2 separate regions of the Homo sapiens genome follow, and region 1 is linked to region 2. A link is a loop called in an ENCODE intact Hi-C map of the cell type or tissue named here. Cell type or tissue: chondrocyte. All regions are shown on one strand. Links, peaks and the distances in the headings refer to the core of each region. The heading gives the core; the rest is flanking DNA.

What was found. Peaks named below come from ENCODE experiments on the same cell type or tissue, not always from the same donor. Only the 100,000 strongest peaks of a DNase experiment are listed, where the experiment ranks them.
Region 1: it touches region 2 in a loop (5-fold over the local background); 21 of 110 quality-filtered maps call a loop at or near these places.

The regions. Positions count from the first base shown.
Region 1 is chr1:185,663,487-185,674,419 of GRCh38, reverse strand. All of the region lies in intron 1 of LOC107985239 (a long non-coding RNA gene), which reads right to left. Among named protein-coding and RNA genes, the nearest start is that of GS1-204I12.4, 22 kb to the right of the region's middle. In chondrocyte, for the core only: CTCF peaks have their summits at 3,698 and 3,898 (motif pointing right); no DNase peak of the experiment used is centred there.
Region 2 is chr1:184,799,265-184,810,197 of GRCh38, reverse strand. NIBAN1 (niban apoptosis regulator 1) reads left to right here. Exons shown (of 14, transcript NM_052966.4): 10 at 1,963-2,124; 11 at 4,142-4,252; 12 at 6,506-6,613. Among named protein-coding and RNA genes, the nearest start is that of EDEM3, 50 kb to the right of the region's middle. In chondrocyte, for the core only: CTCF peaks have their summits at 4,246 and 4,445 (motif pointing left); a DNase peak (open chromatin) is centred at 4,444.

The DNA of each region.
Region 1 (10,933 bases), core at 2,734-5,233, 860 kb before region 2:
AGCAAATGTTTGCTTTGGTCTATTTTTACTTCCTCTCCCACTTCCTACTAAACATGTCGCACTAGAGTCAGTCATGTCAATATTTAAAGGGACTCATTTAGCAGCTGCATTGTCTCCACTTCCCGTCATCACGGAACACTAATGTTAGCTGTTGTCTACTTTCAAAATAAGTTTTAAACATAGTTATCTCCATCCTTATGCCCTCTTCCCACAATTGACTTCCACATTTTCAAATCAAACCACTTCTAATAATAGTTCATCAGTTCTGAAGTTCTACTTTGTGTTTCATATTCAGTGTTCCAAAGAAGCTGAAGGAAAGATACAAAATTAATGTATTAATTCAATTTACTGACCTTCTGAATCAGATCTCTCCAGTAGCAAACCCTGGGCATCTGCATTTTCTTATTTTTTAAATAATTGCCTTTCCTTATTTAAAACTTTTATAATCAGGGGCCGTGCGCAATGGCTCATGCCTGTAATCCCAGCACTTTGGGAGGTGGAGGGAGGTGGATCACCTGATGTCAGGAGTTTGCGACCAGACTGGCCAACATGGTGAAACGTGAAACTCTGTCTCTACTAAAAAATACAGAAATTAGCCAGGTGTAATGACAGGTGCCTGTAATCTCAGCTACTTGGGAGGCTGAAGCAGGAGAATCGCTTGAACCCAGGAAGCAGAGGTTGCGGTGAGCTGAGATTGCGCTATTGCACTCCAGCCTGGGTGACAGGAGCAAAACTGTATCAAAAAAATTAAAATTGAAATTAAAACATTTATTAATCAGATTTAAATATTTTGAACTGACTGTTTTTATTTCTTAGTGTTCTTTGTGTTTTTTTTTTTTTTTTTTGGCCTTTTGTTCTGCTTTCCAGGAAATGCCTCAATTTTGTCTTCCAAACTTTTCACTGAATTTCTTATTTTGCCATCATATTTTTAATTCCCAATGTCTCTTTTCTATTCTCCTAATGTTTATTTCCTCATAGTACCCTGTACTTATTTTCCTCCATAGATACATTATTTTCTCTACAAGGGTGTTGAAATTATAGTTCCTTTGACGTTTTCTCCTTTTCCTTGCATTATCCGTAATGAAATTTGAAAATTTCAGTGGAGAGTTTCTTTGTTCCTTGTTTGTCCTGAGGAAGGAAGAAAGTGGAAGCTTTCTTGAAATATATGATGGACAGTGCAATAAAAACTCTAATTCTCCCCCACTTCCTGTAGTCAACCCATTGTCATGTGACTTTGCAGTTCCCCTAATTGGAGGCAGAATCTGTCTCCCGAACCCTTGAATCTGAGCCAGTCTTAGGACTTCCTTTGGCTAATACAACTTAGCAAACATGACGATGTGCCAATTCTGAACCTAGGCCTCAAGAAACTTTGTATATTTCTGCTTATGCTCTCTCTTGCATCTCTGTCATCCCCATTAACCATGCCCAGGCTAGTCAGCCAGAGGACAAGGAACACATAGAGCAGAGCCAAGTTGCCCCAGTTATTCCAGCTAAGTCTACTCTAGACCAGCCAAGGCCAGCCAACCTCCAGACATAAGAGCAACTCCAGCCAAGATCAAGCAAAGTCCACAGCAGACCAGCCTAGACAAGGGAATAATAAATGTTTCTTAAGTATGTCCTTGAGATTTTGTGGTTGTTGGTTACACAGTGTTATCAGGGCAATAGACAACTGATATAGAGAAGTGGTCAGTAGCCAGATGTAGAGGATCATGTATGATGCATCAAGAAATTTAAATTTATGCTTACAAAAAAAAAAAACACACAACAACAACCCTGAAGTGTCTTAAAAGGGGAAGAACATAGGCTGGGCATGGTGGCTCACACCTCTAATACCAACACATTGGGAGGCCGAGGCGGGCAGATCACCTGAGGTCGGGAGTTTAAGACCAGCCTGGCCAACATGGTGAAACTCCGTCTCTACTAAAAATACAAAAATTAGCCAGGCATGGTGGTGTGTGCCTGTAATCCCAGCTACTTGGGAGGCTAAGGCAGGAGAATCACTTGACAGAATGAGACTCTGTCTCAAAAAAAAAAGAGGGATATGGGGAAGAACGTGATTTGATTTGCATTTAGGAAAAGCAATTCTGGCTACAATGTGTTTGTTCAGTTGAAAGTAGAATCTCTTATAATAGTCCAGGTAAGAGATGAGTGCCTCAATGAGGGCAACAGCAGTGAAGATGGTAACGAGAAGACGAATACCAGAAATGCCAAAAAGGTAAATATTATAGCATATAGTAACCGGTTGGTTGTGGAAGAAGGTAAGGAAAGATTCTGGTATGTTTCCCAGATACGGGGTTTTGAGGCCATGAAATGAACTGGAACTAAATTCAGGGAGAAGATATATTAAGCTCAGTTTTGCTATACTGAATTTGAATCCTTATGGGACATTCAAGTAGATGTTGGGCAGCCCATTTTATGTATAGCTCTGAAGGTCAGGGTACAGCTCAATTTTAAATAGCAATATTAATTTAGGAAACTACAGTGATGGATAGTAAATACAGCCATGAGTTTGGATGAGAACACTCAGAAGGAGGGTATATATTGAGAAGATGGCCAAAGACAGAGGATGGGGGATAAACAATGTTTAAGATGCTTGTTGAGAATGGAGGCACAGCAAAGTGGGGGGAGGTGGGGTGGGGAATCTCAAAGAGGAACACTTTAAAAAGAGAATGATCCGTGGTATCTATTTGGTGTGAACTGTATCTCTCCCGTTAGCAATGCCCATCTAAAATTTTAAAAGGATTTAAAGATCAAGAACTCAACATTGCAATGACCTCTACAGAATTATTTTTCAAACGAAATAAATAATTTTGTATGCATTGGCTCCTATGAATCTGACACCAAAGTGCTAAGTTAAAATATTTCTGGGCCAGACACAGTGGCTCATGCCTGTAATCCCAGCACTTTGGGAGGCCAAGGAGGGTGGATCATTTGAGGTCAGGACTTTGAGACCAACCTTGCCAACACAGTGAAACTTGTCTCTACTAAAAATATAAAAAATTAGCCAGGCATGGTGGTGCATGCCTGTACTCCCAGCTACTCAGGAGGCTGAGAGAGAAGAATCACTTGAACCTAGGAGGTGGAGATTGCAGGGAGCCAAGATCGTGTCACTGCACTCCAGCCTGGGTGACAGAGCGAGACTCCATCTCAAAAATAAATAAATAAAATAAAATATTTCTAAAAATATTTTAAAGAATCACGTCAAAAACTGTAGAATCACCTTTTAAGTCTCATGAAATTTAAGAGAGAGAAGAAGAATTATCCTTAGCATCCATAATGTGTTCTTTTCTTTCTATTACTAATTCCAGGTAACTTTCCCTAGCAAGCACTAGAACAATGGTCAGCAAACATACAGGTCGTCTCTTTCTAGTACAGGGCACTCTGATTGTCTGATTTTTTAAAAATAACTTCTCATTCACATCAGCTGATTTAAAAACGAGCTAGGAAGCATTTAGGCCAAATGTGCAGGGACTTCAAGGAGCCTACATGTTTTGATCTTCTGTGACGTACCTCCATTTTAATCTTGCTATTTTACAAGACAGATTAAACATAGATAAATTAGTCTGCTGTGTTAAGGTTGTTTTGTTCTTATTAATGTATACTCCTGAGAAGCTTATTTTATGAGCTTCCCCTTATAAATGAGGGTGAAAGTAACACTCCCAGAATGTAAGGCAATCCATCCAATATTTAAAAGTCATTCACACTGAGGATTTCTTGAACGATGCGGTTATACAGCTGTCACTGCACTCTAAGTTGTGCAGATTTTACCAAAGCAGTAAATTTCAGAGAACAGTGGGCTTTACAAGCAATAGACTAAGTAAGGTTCATTTTAGGTCTCCCACCTTAAGGAGGAAGGAGACTATAGCAGCTGCTCTAACCACCGGAGGGGGCCATTTCATCAAATTCAAGCCTGCCTATATTTAAGCAAAACTATTTTTTGTTATCGGCAGGCTTCCCATCTAGAAGTGAGAAGTGCTTGCTTACCATTTTCAAATGAGAAGAGCTAGGACCCTCCCTTGGTTGGGGCTTGTATTGAGAGGGTGCCTCAAACCCTTGATCACCCCGTTAGGACTGAAATAGTACTAGCAGGACCACAGGGGATGCACTTGTCCACAAGGAAATAAGTGCTACTTGCTTTCGTATGGACAAACTAACACATTGCTAATCTGCAATAGTAAGCACATTCCTTATGGAAAACGTACCCTTAAAAAAGCTCACGAAACTTGGGGGCAGGTGAAGAGGGATTCCTTTTTAAATTTACTCACATTATTTCACCAGCATTTCTCCAATATCCTTGGAGATATTGGTCGTTAAGAACAGGAGCTTTTTAGTCATATAATGGCTCTGCCTGTTTCAGCAGCCAAGAACAAAAGCCCAACTCAAAGTAGTTTTGTAAAGATAGAGACATATATTGGATCACATAGCTGAAAGGTCCAGATACATACTCTCTTCAGGAACAGCCAGCTTTGGAATTTAATATATTGAGGATGCTATTGCCTTGTCTCCATCTCCTGGCTCTGCTTTCTTGTGTGTTGACTTCAATATCTGGCAGATTTTCTTCTCATGGTACCAGGTGGGCTCAGCCCGCTCCAGATTTAAGTGGCTCTTATACCCAGGGACCTCTTTTCCAATAGCTCCAGCAAAAGTGCAGGCCTCAGTATGGCTCAGACCACTTTAGGACATGTGCCCACCTAAGCCAGGCCTGCGTCCTGTGCTGTCCCATGACTACCACCACTATAAAGCCTGGAGAGAGAGAAGGGTAAAACTGTGAATGCATGGAGTTGACTGCGTAGAGTGAGAATGAGAAACGGCTGGTCTCCTAAAAGCAAAACAAACAAACAAACAAAAAAAGACATTATTTCTGAAAGAAGGAAGGGAGGCTAGACATACAGAAAAGCTTTATGTCTCTTACAGTTTGTAAAGCACTTACCACAGTGCTTGGAACATAAAAAGAACTTTAAAAAATAGTAGCTAAAAGAATTAATAAAGTAATTATAATGATGATGATGTTTTTGAGAACCAAATAGATGATGATATACTCTGAAGATAAGATCATTGCCACTTATTTCAGTATAGAACACACCGTTCTTTGTACAACTTATTAACTGATCTATTTAACTGCAAACTTGGATATAAATGATGTCAGTGCTATATGATTATTATTAAGAAATAATGAAAAGGCAAAGAAAGCATATTCAGTGACTCAAAAAAAATTGGCATTTGAATGCAGATAATTTTGTGTTCTAGCAAATGGCTGGTTGAGTGGGGACCTGAGGAACCTGTTTTGTCTTCCTGCTTCAGTTATTAGGATGTGCCATTGGGTAAATTTGTATCTCATTTGCCTTTGAGGAGAAATCCCTGTTTCAGGCAGAAAGCCCATCAAAATGACTGCCAGCCACTGGGCATTTTTTCAGGGGGTCTTCCCAGACTGAAGTCGATCCCTCCACCTCTCTGGCTATCCAAAGCACTCCGCAATATAAGGCCATCTCTGCTTTGCATACTGCTCCAACTAGGGTTGACCTCCTCTATCTCACAGCCTATAAAGTCACTGACAAAACCAGAAAACTTACTTTAGGGAATTTTGTTTCTATAGCACAATGTTGACCCTTCATCTTGCTCTTTTGTATTGTCCCTGTATATTTTTCATGGTGTACCTTATTCTCCACATCTACCCCCTTGCAGTTTGTGTTTGGTGATTCTGAAGTACCTATGCATCTTTTAAATATGCTATACTTTATCTTCTCTTTGCAAAACCACTTCTTGAATATGGAATGGGATCCTACACTCTGCCAGCCTTTTCCCCACTTTCAATCTTCACCTGATTACATTCTACTTATCCTACTTAGCTTAGATGTCCTCTCCTAAGTCTTCCATGACCCTAAAAGTTAGGACAGGTGCTCCTATACTTTTCCAGAGCCTCTCCAGCAGTTCAGGTATACATTTTCTCTGTGAATATTACCAATGCAAAATCTTCAATAAGGCTTTGATCTACTTAGCAAGTCAAAAATAGATCACAGGAGAAAAATTAGAGAACAATTTAATCCTAAATGTCATTGTACTCACTAAAAGTACATGAGGAGTTCAACAAAAGAGAAAATTAAGGAAGGTTTTAGGGAATGGTGTGTTTTATTCATCACAGTATACTTAGCCCTGGGCTCAGTGCCTAGAACATAGAGATAACACATATCAATACCCAGACAATCAAATAGAATAATGTGGACTTGGAAAAATGCCCAAGGGATGGAGGGAAAAATAGAGGGAGGAATGGAGGGCAGGGACATCTAGTGCAATGCTGAGTGTGAACTGCATTTGAACACACAGGTCTGAGTAGATTATTATTGTATCTGGTTTACATTTGTTATAAAACTAGATGAATTATACCATCTTTGCTCTAAAGCAGAGGTAAAAAACACCTTTTAAAAAGAGGATAGGAAAAAATCAACCACAAAGTGGTATATGCGCCTGTAGTCCCAGCTACTCCAGAAGCTGAGGAGGGAGGATATCGTGAGCCCAGGAGTTCAAGACGAGCCTGGACAAAATAGCAAGACCCAGTCTCTTAAAAAAAAAAAGCGTGTGGAGGTTTACAGCAAAGAGGATAAGGGAAGTAAGAATGATAAGCCACATCTACAGAGTAGTATGTTTTATAGTCTTACTCCTAGAATGTCTAAGAACAAATATCTGAAATTGTCTGCAATGGATTCTGTTTTAAAGAAGAATGGTTTTTAATCAAGTCAAACACTTTAAACTTTGATCGGGAACTGAGAAATCACATAACTCTTATCCTAAACAGCATCTCTCAGACAAATCTGGGATGTATTTCCTATGAAACAGAAAACAATACATTAGCGGTGTGAACCATAATAGAGTTCTGGGTGATCTATTGTTTATCAAGCCATCAGTCTGTATACATCGCTTGTAATGAAATAATCACTCCACAGGAACTTAATACAGTCTGGGAATGATCTTTGAGTGTTGTACCCAGGGAACCTAATAATGAGACTTGAAGCAACTGTGTAAGAGAAACAGAAAAACAACCCAAGCTGTTATCTCTTATTGAGTCTATTTTCTCATAGAGAATCCTGAGAAAACAAAGGACATTTTGTTTGAAGTGTTTTTGCCTTCTTCAAGTCTGAGAAAAAAAATTTTTTTCCTTTGAAGTACTTTCAAATTAAACATTGTGAAGCCTATTTCTTCCTTTACATCTGAAATATTTACTAATTCTGAAATCAGAAAATTTCGCCTTTCAAAATATATTTAATTAGCATCTACTTGTTCATGAACTAGACATTGTGGGGAATACAAGAGAAATAAAATTACAACAGCATCAACTGAGAACTGGTTAAAAATGCAAGTTATTAGGGTCCACCCAGACCTATGAATCAGAATCTGCATTTTAGCAAGATCCCAGGTGATTTGTATGTGCTTTGTAATTTGAGAAGCAATATTATAACTGCATATAGGGTTTTGTTTTTGTTTTTTAATACTGTTACCTGGATCCCAGTCCCAGAAATTTTTATTTAATTTTCATGGGGGTGCAGCCCAGCCATCATGACTCTTCTAAAGTGCAACAGAGTATAAGAACAGCTGCCCTTCAGTCAGTGAAGCTACCCAGCCATTTTGATCCTTGCAGCCTAGGCTCTTGCTAAAATGTGGATTCGGAGTCATTTGATCTGTGCTGGATCCTGAGAATTCGCTTTTCTAACAATGGTGTGATTTTATTACTCTTATATCTTCCACAATGCCTAGCTCCAGGCACAATTAGATGCTCAGTAAATAATTTTTCAAGGCCTACCTACTTTTTTCCTCAATATAATTATATGTTATGGCTACTTTTCACACTTTTTTTTTTTAATGACAGCACAAACTCAAACCTCTAAGGAATCACAAGAAGGAAAATTAATGTTAACATAAATGGTAGCAGGCTGTTACGTGTTGAATTGTGTCCCCTCAAAAGATATGTTGAAGTCCTAACCCCTGGAACCTCAGAATGTGATCTTATTTGAAAATAAATGTAATTGCAGATATAATTAGTTAAGTTAAGATGAGGTCATATTGGAGCAGCGTGGGCCCTTAATCCAAATTACATTTGGATTTCCTTACAAGAAGAGGAGAAGAAACACAGAGACACACACACAGGGCCATGTAACAACAAAGGCAAAGATGGTACTGATGCATCTACAGTCCAAGGAACGTCAGAGGCTAAGGAACCACAAGAAGCTAAGAAGAAGCAAAGAAAGATTCTTCCCTAGAGCCTTCAGAGGAAGCCTGGCCCTGTCAATACCTTGATTTCAAACCGCTAGCCTCAAGAACTGTGAGGGAATAAATTTCGGTTGTTTTAAGCCATGCTGTTTGTAATAATTTGTTATGACAGCCCTAGACAGCCTATCTTCTTATACTTTTACATAGGCTAGGGTTTTTTGGGGGCAGGTTTGTTTTATTTTGATTCATTTTTGCATCCAGGACATGCAGGCCACTGCCTATATATAAAACTAAATTGGTCTAACCACAGCTACCTCAAATTTGGTGCATGGTTTACTATTACAGATAGCAAGGAAAGGAATTATAAAGTAAAAGAAGAAACAAATGAATGAAAAGAGTTCTGAAAAATGAATGAAGGAAAAGAGGGAAACTTAAAACCCCAGAAAAGAAAAGAAAATATACAGACACATAGTTTATTATGAATAATCTCAAATTAGAGGGAAGGCACAGGAGTTTGCAGAAATGAAGTTATTTCTTAACAGAAATACATCACTGTGATCATACTGATCTAAATTTAAATCCCAGTAACATATGTGTGATTTTAAAGAAGTCATATAATGTTCATGAATCTGTAAAATGGAAACACTACTGATAATACTTGCCTACAAAGGTTGGTGTGAGGATTATAAAGAGCTCAGCAACCTGTCAGAAACATTCAGTATATGGTAACTATAATTATTAGAAGACGGCCGGGCACAGTGGCTCACGCCTGTAATTCCAGCACCTTGGGAGGCCAAGGAGGGTGGATCCCCTGAGGTCAGAAGTTTGAGACCAGCCTGGCCAACATAGTGAAACTCCGTCTCTACTGAAAATACAAAAAATTAGCTGGACATGGTGGCTGGTGCCTGTAATCCCAGCTGCTCGGGATGCTGAGGTAGGAGAATCACTTGAACCCAGGAGGTGGAGCTTGCGGTGAGCCGAGATCGCGCCACTGCACTTCAGCCTGGGCAACAGAGCGAGACTCCGCCTCGAAAAAGAAGAAAAGAAAGAAAGGAAGGAAGGAAAGAAAGAAGAAAGAAAGGAAGGAAGGAAGGAAGGAAGGAAGGAAGGAAGGAAGGAAGGAAGGAAGGAAGGAAGGAAGGAAGAAAGAAAGAGCAGCAAACACCACAGAGAAGAGGAGCCCTCGAGCTACCCCAGCCTGCGCCATTGCAGTCAAGCCCAGGACACAGAGCACAAGGGAGTAGCGCCTGGCGGGAGGGAAAGGCTTTCTTTTTCTTTTTGTTTTTTTTTTGAGAAGGAGTCTCGCTCTGTCGCCCAGGCATGTTCTTGGCTCACTGCAAGCTCTGCCTCCCGGGTTCACGCCATTCTCCCGCCTCAGCCTCCTGAGTAGCTGGGACTACAGGCGCCCGCCACCACGCTCGGCTAATTTTTTGTATTTTTAGTAGAGACGGGGTTTCACCGTGTTAGCCAGGATGGTCTCGATCTCCTGACCTCGTGATCCGCCCACCTCGGCCTCCCAAAGTGCTGGGATTACAGGCGTGAGCCACCGCGCCCAGCCAGGAAAGGCTTTTAAAAGCCGGGACAGGGTCCGTGTACAGTGGAACTGAAAACAAACTTCCTTTCACAATTTTCCCATGGGACTTCAGCAACTAAAACGTATTTCCTTTCAGTATATTAAAAACATGTCTGATCTTATTATTTCTAATATATATGTCTGAGCAAAGACCACAATTGAAGAATATTTTATTACGTACATATCTTTGTACAGAAAGAAAGAAAAGAAAAAGTGAAAGTTTACTTTTAACCTTCATTGTTAAATTTCAAGATAAGAATAAAATAAATCCAAATTTATATTTTCAAACCAAGCAAATTCACTACAATCCAGTATTTTCATTTGTTAAATGTTTATTGGACAAGAAGAGAAAAATAATAATGTTTATTCTACCAGGCATGAAAATGAGAAGTTTATTTCCAGTAAGAATACAATGCCTGTTCCTCTAGGGTGTGTGTGTGTGTTTGTGTGTGTGTGTGTGTGTCAGAACTCCTAAACTACTACTAAGCAGACAAATAACTATATAATTTATTTAACCTAGAAAATTATTGTAGAATAATTTAATTTCCTGGGTAACTGGAAGAATATAGTCTATTTACTAGATTAGGGAGGAATTTACTTTCTTGAACCATTGGCTCATATCTGTATTACTACATTCTTTCAGTTTTATTATGATTTATCTCTTTACAGGGCTGAGTATCCGTAAGATCCTGAAGAACAGGAAGTACCTCATTGATGGTTATATTCTCAGAACCCTCTAGCCTCTCAATAAATTTTTGTTGAATGAACTATGTATAAAACCATAAAGTGAAGCTCAGGAAAACTGCAAGACAAGGGACCTGGTATACTGGACATTTATCAATTTTTTTTTTATTTCCAATCATCTAAACCTTCTTCATATGTTTAAAGAATGTCCCTCTGTATAAAGCTAGATACTCACCTCTCTGAGCCCCTTGTAACCTGATCTCCCAATAAGCCACAACTTTCAAATTGGGATATCATGACACTGACCAGCAGAGACACGGGGGAATCCATCATGTTGGTGGCAGAGGCAGACTTGACTGACACATTCATTCTCCAAGAGGGGCAGTGCCACCAGCATCATCTACCCCACAGGGTCCAGAGGTCTGTGAGAGTTACACCAGTGACCTCACAGGACTGGTTGTGAAATGTGGTGCTGTC
Region 2 (10,933 bases), core at 2,909-5,408:
CAGTAGATAAAACCAGATGTCTCTATTTCTTTTCCTTTATTCTTTATGCATATATACACATATATAATTGTGCATTAACAGGATCATTTTAGAAATGTTTTGGGGTTTCTTATTGCAGCCTGTTTTGTTTTACTTGTCTTCACTCTTCCCCTTCCCCAATGCCACCTCCTCCCCTCAAGCAACTCGTGTTAACAACTTAGCATATGCCATTCTGTATTTTCCCCATTCTTATCTAGCACATAAAACACACCCTTAGAGGCTAGACTTTAGATTGTCTGCTTTAAGAAAAATGGGATTATATTTTATACATTACTCTGCTTATCAGTTTCTCTTCCAAAAATACCCCATGAAACTGTTTCCAAGGTAACTGTTTTAGCTCTAAATCTTTCTTTGTAATGGCTGCATGATGTTTCATGTATGGATACACCATGATTTATTCATTCATCTCAATATTGCTGGCATTATGAATAAAGCATAATAAATTAATATTTTTATGTATACACATATATATGTATATATATATACACACACACATATATATGTGTATATATATATACACACACACATATATATGTGTATATATATATATACACACACATATACCCTGATGTATTTATTTCTATAGTATATTCTCCTAAGACAAGATAGCCAGGTTGAAAGTACATTTCTCATGTTAAAAAATGTTTCCATTGCATTTCAAAAAAAAGGATTTAAATTTTACATTTCCACTAATTGTGTATGATAAGGGCTTTCTCCCCCATACTGCTATCAGCTATAGGTGTTATCATTTGATTAAACTTTTGCCAATCTGATAGGAGCAAAGTGGGAACCCATTTTTCCTCTTCTGTCTGCTTAATTGATATTTTTTAAAAATAGACACATTCCATTTGGTGAGGAGCTGCAAGTTCCACAGCATGCTTTTGATCCTTACTTCACTTCAGTGGACCTCTCCATAACTCACTTCATAAAGGGAGCAGTATTTTCCCTTTAAAGCATAATGAGAGTGGGCCCTCTTAAAATTCCTGTTTAGAGAAATCTAGAAATCTAGATTATCTCTTCTGCGTGAGCTGAAAGTCGGACAGTGCATCTTATATTATTCATATGTAACCTGCCTCACTCCCCAGTTCTCTCTAGAGCCTCCATTTTCAGAACCTTTCTTTCTGCCTTCTTCTGCTCCACCCATTCCCCTGTTTATTTTAAACCTCCAGTATTTCCTTTAAAAAATGATTTTAAACTAAGCTTGGAAAACAGAATGCATTCTGTTGCAACAACATTTGTTGATAACACTTTAGGGCTTTAGCAGGTGAGGTATGATGCTGGAAGCCCAATGGCCTCATTGACTGAGTGCAAACTAGAGTAGGAGGGACCCCAGTTCTTCAAACTGGATACCTCTCCCAGTACAGGGCTCTGCCTATCCACTTCCCATCCACTAGCACCTAAAGCAACCTATAGCAGAGAGAAGCCCTGTGGGCCCTGGCAGATCCTCATAGAATTGTGAGGAACTCTGGCTTCCCTTCCAAAGTCCAGGAGTCCAGGGAGCATCCTGACCTCCCTGGCGTTTTTTGAGAGGAGTGTCACTCACTAAAGAAGATTTTGGAAGCCTGGGGGCCCAGCAGCAACCACGTATCAGAGCCTACCTGTCTGGTTCTTGAGCTCTGGAAGTGGGAGATTAGAGTCCATCAACAGCTTACAAAGACTGGAGTCCCCGTGGGTGCACCGCTGGGTCTTCCTCTCATCCAGTTGGTGTTTCTGCTGGTTTCTGTCCTAGCATTACAGCTACCCTAGGAACCCACTGCAGGAGGAAAATAAGACAGTTGAAGGTGTCACAGATGTAGGGATCCAAGTAGTGATTCACTTTAACAACTTGCATTTGATTGCTTAGAATGTATGTAATATGCAATATATATGCAATACCGCTCCTCATTCTGAGGGTGTTTAATGTTTCCCTTCACCAAAATGCAGCATCTAGACCGGCTTATGAATCTTCCGCTGCATTCCGTGAAGATGGAACCTTGTTATACTAAAGTCAACCTGCTTCACGAGCGCCTGCAGGATCTCAAGAGCCGCTTCAGATTCCCCCACATTGATCTGGTGGTTCAGAGGACACAGAACTACATGCAGGAGGTGGGTGTGGCAGGGGCATCCGTGGTGGATGAGGGTAAAGAGAGAGCAGAGAAATGGGTGCTGGCCAGTGAGACCAGCTGCTAGTGTAGCTCAGGGAAATACGTCGCGTCTCTTTAGCCATCATGTTGCGGGAGGACACGTTCTGTCCCTCCACTGGCTTCATCTTCCATCCATGTGGATGAACATCATAGACAAGACATAGCTCAGAAAAATAAAGTAGCATTAATTGATAACTACTTGATTTGTCAAATCAGTGCTGTAACCTTGGCTACACATTGGAATCACCTGGGGGAAATACTGATGTCCAGGCTGGCGTGCAGTGGCATGATCTTGGCTCACTGCATGCAACCTTTGCCTCCCGGGTTCAAGTGATTGTCTTGCCTCAACTTCCTGAGTAGCTGGGACTACAGGCATGTGCCACCATGTCTGGCTAATTTTTGTATTTTTAGTAGAGATGGGGTTTTTACTGTGTTGGCCAGGCTGGTCTCAAACTCTTGACCTCAAGTGAACTGCCCACCTCGGCCTCCCAAAGTGCTGGGATTACAGGCATAAGCCACCACACCCAGCCTATATGGCTACTTTTTGATAGAACTTCCCTACCCTGATTCCTACTGTTTCTAATATGCAGCCAGGATTGAGAGCCACTGGCTTAAATTAATTCCCTAACGTAATTAAGAGTAAACCAATCAATCAATCACAGCTTCATATTTGAATTTCTTGAGTCTACTTGACAGGTTTCTTTTTTTTTTTTTTCATAAGGAACCTTTTCCCCAGTAACAGGAATGAATAGCACAAACTCCTTCCGTATTATAGTGTTTCCTAAATGAATAAGGGGTACGGTCACCAAAGCTCTAAAGGACACCATGCCATTTCACACAGATATTCTGAGGAGAGATTACTGTGGGCCGGACACTGTACCAGATCCCACTTCAGGGAGCTTGAGTGAGACAAATTCTTAGATAAATTCACTACAATGTTGAAGGTATGATAAAGGTATATATTGTGGCCAGGCACAGTGGCTCACGCCTGTAATCCCAGCATTTTGGGAGACCGAGGCGGGTGGATCACTTGAAGTCAGGAGTTTAAGACCAGCCTGGCCAACATGGTGAAACCCCATCTCTACTAAAAATACAAAAAAATTAGCTGGGCATGGTGGTGCACACCTGTAGTCCCAGCTACTTGGAGGCTGAAGCACGAGACTCGCTTGAACCCTGGAGGCAGAGGTTGCAGTGAACCAAGAGTGTGCCACTGCACTACTCCAGCCTGGATGACAAAGTGAAACCGTGTCTCAAAAAAAAAAAAAAAAAAAAAGGTATATATTGGATGCTTTGGGACCACGGGCTTGGGGAAGAAAGGAGAACTTTTTTTTTCATAAAGGTTATGGGCAGGATTAAGTGATACATTTTAGCTAACTAACCCTTGAGTTGTGAGGGATGAAAGAGGAACGAGGAACAAAATTGGGCAACAGTTTAGCAGAAGTCTCTTTCGTAATACTGGACCCTGGTGACGGGAACACAGGCAAAGGTGCAGAGAATAAGATACCTGAACTACTTCTGCTTTCTGACCCATGAACATGTCAGCCACTGTCCCCACCCATCCCTGACCCTGCCTCTCTTCCCAGCCCTGCAGAGAGAGGGAGAGATAAGCTGTGGAGCGGTTTACATCTACTTAAAGTGGAGGTGCCACCAAAAACTAGTTGAAGAAGGCTCCAGCCTCATCCCTTAATCAGTGGCTGCAGGTATCAAAGAATAGGAGTGCCCACGGGAGATGACAGAATGCTTGCTCAGTCCCATGGCCTTGGGTTTTCCAACTTCTTCCTGCTCCCACTGTGACCACGTGACCATTTGTTTCACAGCCCTGGTGATGGGGTGATGTTGCCTTGGGTACCCCCACCGAATAGCAGCCGAGGGGACTCATCTCTGATGGCCCCTACTCTGCAGTCCCACTTAGCCAGGCCTGTGGGTGGTGATCCCAGCCCCTGACTGTTGTCTGTTTCTGTGTCGCTTCTGGTTTCTAGCTAATGGAGAATGCAGTGTTCACTTTTGAGCAGTTGCTTTCCCCACATCTCCAAGGAGAGGCCTCCAAAACTGCAGTTGCCATTGAGAAGGTTAAACTCCGAGTCTTAAAGGTAAAACCGTTCTCTTGTTTGTGGGAAGCATAAAAAGAGAACGTGACCCCTGTTTCTTTTGTAAAGTGGAAAATACCAAGTTCTCTCCTTGGCTCTAATCTTTCCCCACTCCTTTCTCTCCCAAGTCCAGTGACTGTCAGTCCGCTGCAGTTTCTCCAGTGTGACTTCCATGCCTCTTCTGCCATCTAGCGGCCACTGCTGGTCCTCAGCATCATTACCCACAGCTACAGGCCCCGCGTCCCAGCCTTCATAGAGATCCAACTCGACAAACACGTATTAGCTGTCCACTATAAGCACTGCATGGGATGTAAAAGTAGGCAAGGCACAGCCTCTTTCTTCAAAGAGGTTACAATATAGTAAAATCCATTAAACTGGCGAATAATTTATTGATTTTGAAAAATCAGAACCTCATGGCAAAGGAAATACTCCAAAGAAAAGAAATCTACCATATGAAATTGTTTTAAATGTACTTCAGAGTGTTTATTAAAATAGTTTTAATAATAGGAGCTTTCACATATATGTTATATTTTAAAGCCTCTTACCTGATCCCCACAAGAACTTGTGCATTAACTAGAATATTCCCCCATTGTACAGATGAGGAACTGATTCTGTAAAAGCTAATGTGACTTAATTAAGCTCAACAGGCTGATCAATGGTGAGCTTAAGGATAAACGATCATACACCTAGTCCACTAATTTTTTTTACTGCCTTCTAGTTCCCCTAAACATTGCCTTGGAACAGAAGATCAAAGTCCCACAGAGCCTAGGGGTGGTCTCTGAATTTCAGACTTGATCTTGATGCCTCACAGGCAAGAGGAAACTCTAGCAACTAAATCATTGATATTAAAAACAATATTGGGGCCGGGCACAGTGGCTCACGCCTGTAATCCCAGCACTTTGGGAGGCCGAGGCGGGCAGATCACGAGGTCAGGAGATCGAGACCATCCTGGCTAACACGGTGAAACCCCGTCTCTACTAAAAATACAAAAAACTAGCCGGGTGTGGTGGTGGGCACCTGTAGTCCTAGCTACTCGGGAGGCTGAGACAGGAGAATGGCGTGAACCTGGGAGGTGGAGCTTGCAGTGAGCGGAGATTGTGCCACTATACTCCAGCTCTGGGTGGCAGAGTGAGACTCTATCTCAAAAAACAAAAAACAAAAAAACAAAAAAAAAAACACCAATATTGCTCATGATAACACACATAATGATGAAATTGCAATGCAACTAAAAAAAAAAAGATAGTGTCAGTGTCAAATGCTTTAGCGTACAGAAAGAAAGGAAGAAAAAATGTAGAAAGGTGTTGAAATATTAGGACCTCAGGTTTCAAAGAGATTTTGAGTGCCTTTAGTTCAACTTCATATTCAGTGTTCAGCAGGTTCCCTCAAGGGGTGGTCCCACTAGTGCTCCGACACCTGCACTGGCAGGATACTTTCTACCTCTCAGGATAGCCCATTTTAGTTCTTGACAGCAAGAACATGCTTTCTCATGTTAGGCCAAAGTTCTCACCACTGGTTATTCCAGTTCTACCCCCTTCATTCATAACCTTCTTCCACGTGGCAGCCTTTGGTTGTTTGAATAGAGTTATAACTTGCCCTAACTTATTATCTCCAGTATAAACACCTTCATCTCTTTAACTATTCTTCACTTGGCCTGACCATTCTTCTCGCTGCCTATGACTATACTCTTATTTATCTGTGATCCCCTTGAAGTGAGATCCACAATTAAATCCTGGTCTCCATGTTGGGATGTCCAATGCAGAACAGACAGAATCGTCATCTTTCTTGTTCTGGATACTGAACTTCTTTGGTTAACATGTCACAGTGTTAATGGAGCCACTAGCCAGGCCTTCTCTTCCCTTGTTCAAATCATTACAACCCACTGACCCTGGTTTGAAGATGTGGAGTAATAGATGATCATGGTTTCCATGGACCTACCTGGGACAGGAGTAATAAAATACAAACTCACCCCCCAGTTCTATCCCCAACTTCTTTATAATGCAGAACTCACCATTCTGTTTTGATCTTGCCTCAGTTTCCATACCTGTAAAAGGTAAGAGTGAGATGGGTCATTATCAGTTATAACCTGTGCCTGCAGTGTGAGGGAATTACATGGAAAGATCTCTGAGGCCTTGGAAATACAAGAGTTCTCAGACATTAGGAGGAAAAGAGAGGTGAAGTGGGTGGCTGAGTTTTTTGAGTAAACATAAGTCAACAGATTGTAATGTTACTATTTAACATATGTTTCTTTATTGACAGCAATATGATTATGACAGCAGCACCATCCGAAAGAAGATATTTCAAGAGGCACTAGTTCAAATCACACTTCCCACTGTGCAGAAGGCACTGGCGTCCACATGCAAACCAGTAAGGGGATGAGTTACCCTAAAGAGCTTGCTCTTCTTACCTCTGAAGTTCAAACAAGTTCTTTTGTGATGTGTACTGGCAAACAGCAGACTAGACCAGGGAGGGATTGGCAGACATTTTTGTAAATGGTCAGATAGTAAATATTTTAAGCTTCATGGACTGCACTATTTCTGTTGCAACTATTCAGCTCTGCTGTTGTAGCACACAAACAGCCATTGACTATATATAAACAGACTTTATTTGCAAAAACAAGATGCTAGCCAGATATGCTGACCCCTGGACTAGACAAAATCTCAAAGGGCAGTGATCTGAATTTGAGCCAAACTAGGGGTTGACATAGAATACCTAAGGATACCAGGTGTTTCTCATTATAGTATGACTCATAGGTCCAACGTGTCCTCTGAAACTTGACCACTGTATCCAAAAAAGATATTAGCTAACATAATTACAGGATATTTGTTCTGTTAAATCCAGCAATGTTGTTTAATGAAATCAATGAAACCACTTAAAACCTCTACAAACATTGAGCATCCAGTGAGAACCATGATTGCGAGGGTGTGACTTCATCTGTAGAGCAGAGCAATGGGCCAGCAGAGACTGAAAACAGCTCTGGGAGGAGGTATTATTTATATCCTCATGGTACAAATGAGGAAACCTGAGTGGTTAAGCCACTGAGCCGAGGCCACAGACCTGGTGACCACCAGAGTGTGAACCCAGTTCTTGCTTACCTAAAACATGATAGGCACTCAGAAAATGGTATCAAGTACTACTACCACTATTATTATTACTACTTCTACATTTCAAAAATAATCTATTAACCTGAAGCAAGGCCTGCTCCGTTTTGGAGCAAATGATAAAGAGGTTTTTGGAATTTAAAAAAGGGCTTTTTGGCAGCTCGGAGAGTCTCCAAGCACTGGAACGTTAAAATCCTTTGCATAAGTTATTTTACTGCAACATGTCATTGGTCATTTTTATAGTCTGTAAGTGCTGTTTTCCTTCACATCCTCATAGCGTATTAGATATATTTGGCATTTATTTGTGGGGCATATTTCTTTCATAGGAAAGGATTTGATTAAGCCAAGGGATTGACCTTTGGCCTTACATGGCAGAACAGTTCAGCAGCCAAATGATGATGGTGTCCACTGCTAGGTGGGTTTGCACACAGATGTTCTGCTTAGGATTTTTTTTTTCAATCACAAAGGCAGTTTGGGGGCCTCAGATCCACCTTCTCTCAGGAGAAAGGTAAGGAGAGTTCTCCTTCTCATCGGCTCCCCTCTTTCCAAGCATCAACATAGTGTGCTGTGCCCAATCTGTAAGAGGCTCTTGTAATTTTTTAATCAGGAGGCATTGATTTCAAAAGAGCCTGTGACCCAGAGGTTTTGGTAATGGAGGATATTATATCAGCATCAAGAGCTTTTTAAAAATCTGGATTTGCAGAATAGATGAATGAGGGGATTATCTGCTTCCTAGAAGGAGTCTTTATTTTGCTAAAGTGCATTTCCCTTGGTTCTATAAGTAGCAGCTTCCTAGATCTGTGGTACTCAGCCTCAGCCCAAGCTGTGTATTAGAATTGTCTGGGGAACTGTGAAAAAAATGATTCTGACTCCCCAACACCTACCTTCAGAGATACCAAATTAATTGGCCCAGGGAAGTAAACCTATGGCCCTGTTCAATCAATTCAATATAAAACACCTGTTTTGTAAAGTTGGTCACTTCATGACAGTATATATGTCCATAGAAAGTACTCCTTCCCACAGAATTATTTAGCTGGTTGAAAATTTAAAGGTCTACTGTTTATTGAGTCAGCAAATATGTATTAGATTTGTATCACATGTGATCCAGGCATTGTGCCAGCCCAGCATCCCTGAAGTCCTGGAGTTCACAGTAGAGAGCAGGAGACAGGCAAACAGGATGCCATGTGAGGAACACAGCAGTTGCCTCATGGGGAAGAGTTCCAAGGAAAGTGCCAAACTCTGCTTATACAGCCAGGAAGGACTTCCAGAGTCATGCTTTCACCCAGTCCTGAGGGATGAATGCCAATCAGGGGAATAGGAATGGGGGACCACGTGGGAAGGATGAAAGGGTGTTGCAGGCATGAATCTGTGCCTCTCATTTAGCAGAGGAAGAGACAGAGGCACAGAGCAGTGATATGGCTCACCAAGGTCCCATGTCTAGTCCAGGGCAGTCTCCAGTCTCCTGGGCAATGCTTTTCTCAAATCTGTGCAACAGTCCTGCCTCTAGACCCTCTAGGGGTCTTTGAAGCTCATGTCTCTTCAATCCTTTGCCTTTCTTCTTGGTTGGGTATAAAGGAACCCATTATTACCCGCTGTGATCTGGGCTACAGTGCCCCAAAGTCCCAGCACTGAGAGTTGTCTGAGGTGGTGCTTCTGATCACCTGCTGTAAATACTGTCCTTCCAGGCAAGAGACCGCAAATCCCATGGCTAAGTCCCTGATTCTCTAAGAGCCACATGTGGGAAGCCTTCCCCCAGCACCACCAGGTGCAAGGATTACTGAGTTAATCATGGGATATGATTTGGTACATTTTGATCCCTGCCCTGTCCTCATGCCGATAAAAGGCAAGCCATTTGGAAACCCTTGGAAAGGAGAGAGAGTTAAGGGATGCACCATGCCTGAGCTATCCTAGAAGGAATCAATGAATGTCAGGGCCAGCTGAAGAGAAAGAGAATGTTTCTGAAGAGCCCTTGACTACAGAGTCTCCCAACCCCCAAAGTGGCCCCATTCTGATAAAGTTAAGCATACATCTACCCTATGACCCAACAACTTCACTTTTAGGTATATGCCCAACATAAACAAGCCCTTAAATCCACAAAAACATATGTACAAGAATGTTCACAGCAGTTATATTTATGATTATTATATGGCGTAGATATAGTTGCGCCATATATCTACAACTATCTGATCTTTGACAAACCTGAGAAAAACAAGCAATGGGGAAAGGATTCCCTATTTAATAAATGGTGCTGGGAAAACTGGCTAGCCATATGTAGAAAGCTGAAACTGGATCCCTTCCTTACACCTTATACAAAAATCAATTCAAGATGGATTAAAGACTTAAATGTTAGACCTAAAACCATAAAAACCCTAGAAGAAAACCTAGGCATTACCATTCAGGACATAGGCATGGGCAAGGACTTCATGTCTAAAACGCCAAAAGCAATGGCAACAAAAGCCAAAATTGACAAATGGGATCTAATTAAACTAAAGAGCTTCTGCACAGCAAAAGAAACTACCATCAGAGTGAACAGGCAACCCACAAAATGGGAGAAAATTTTCACAACCTACTCATCTGACAAAGGGCTAATATCCAGAATCTACAATGAACTCAAACAAATTTACAAGAAAAAAACAAACAACCCCATCAAAAAGTGGGCAAAGGACATGAGCAGACACTTCTCAAAAGAAGACATTTATGCAGCCAAAAAACACATGAAAAAATGCTCACCATCACTGGCCATCAGAGAAATGCAAATCAAAACCACAATGAGATACCATCTCACACCAGTTAGAATGGCAATCATGGCCGGGCGCGGTGGCTCACGCCTGTAATCCCAGCACTTTGGGAGGCCGAGGCGGGCGGATCACGAGGTCAGGAGATCGAGACCATCCTGGCTAACACGGTGAAACCCCGTCTCTACTAAAAATACAAAAAATTAGCTGGGCGTGGTAGCGGGCGCCTGTAGTCCCAGCTACTCGGGAGGCTGAGGCAGGAGAATGGCTTGAACCCGGGAGGCGGAGCTTGCAGTGAGCCTAGATCGCGCCACTGCACTCCAGCCTGGGCGACAGAGCGAGACTCCGTCTCAAAAAAAAAAAAAAAAAAAAAAAAAAAAGAATGGCAATCATTAAAAAGTCAGGAAACAACAGGTGCTGGAGAGGATGTGGAGAAATAGGAACACTTTTACTTTGTTGGTGGGACTGTAAACTAGTTCAACCATTGTGGAAGTCAGTGTGGCGATTCCTCAGGGATCTAGAACTAGAAATACCATTTGACCCAGCCATCCCATTACTGGGTATATACCCAAAGGACTATAAATCATGCTGCTATAAAGACACATGCACACATATGTTTATTGTGGCACTATTCACAATAGCAAAGTCTTGGAACCAACCCAAATGTCCAACAATGATAGACTGGATTAAGAAAATGTGGCACATATACACCATGGAATACTATGTAGCCATAAAAAATGATGAGTTCATGTCCTTTGTAGGGACATGGATGAAATTGGAAATCATCATTCTCAGTAAACTATCGCAAGAACAAAAAACCAAACACCGCATATTCTCACTCATAGGTGGGA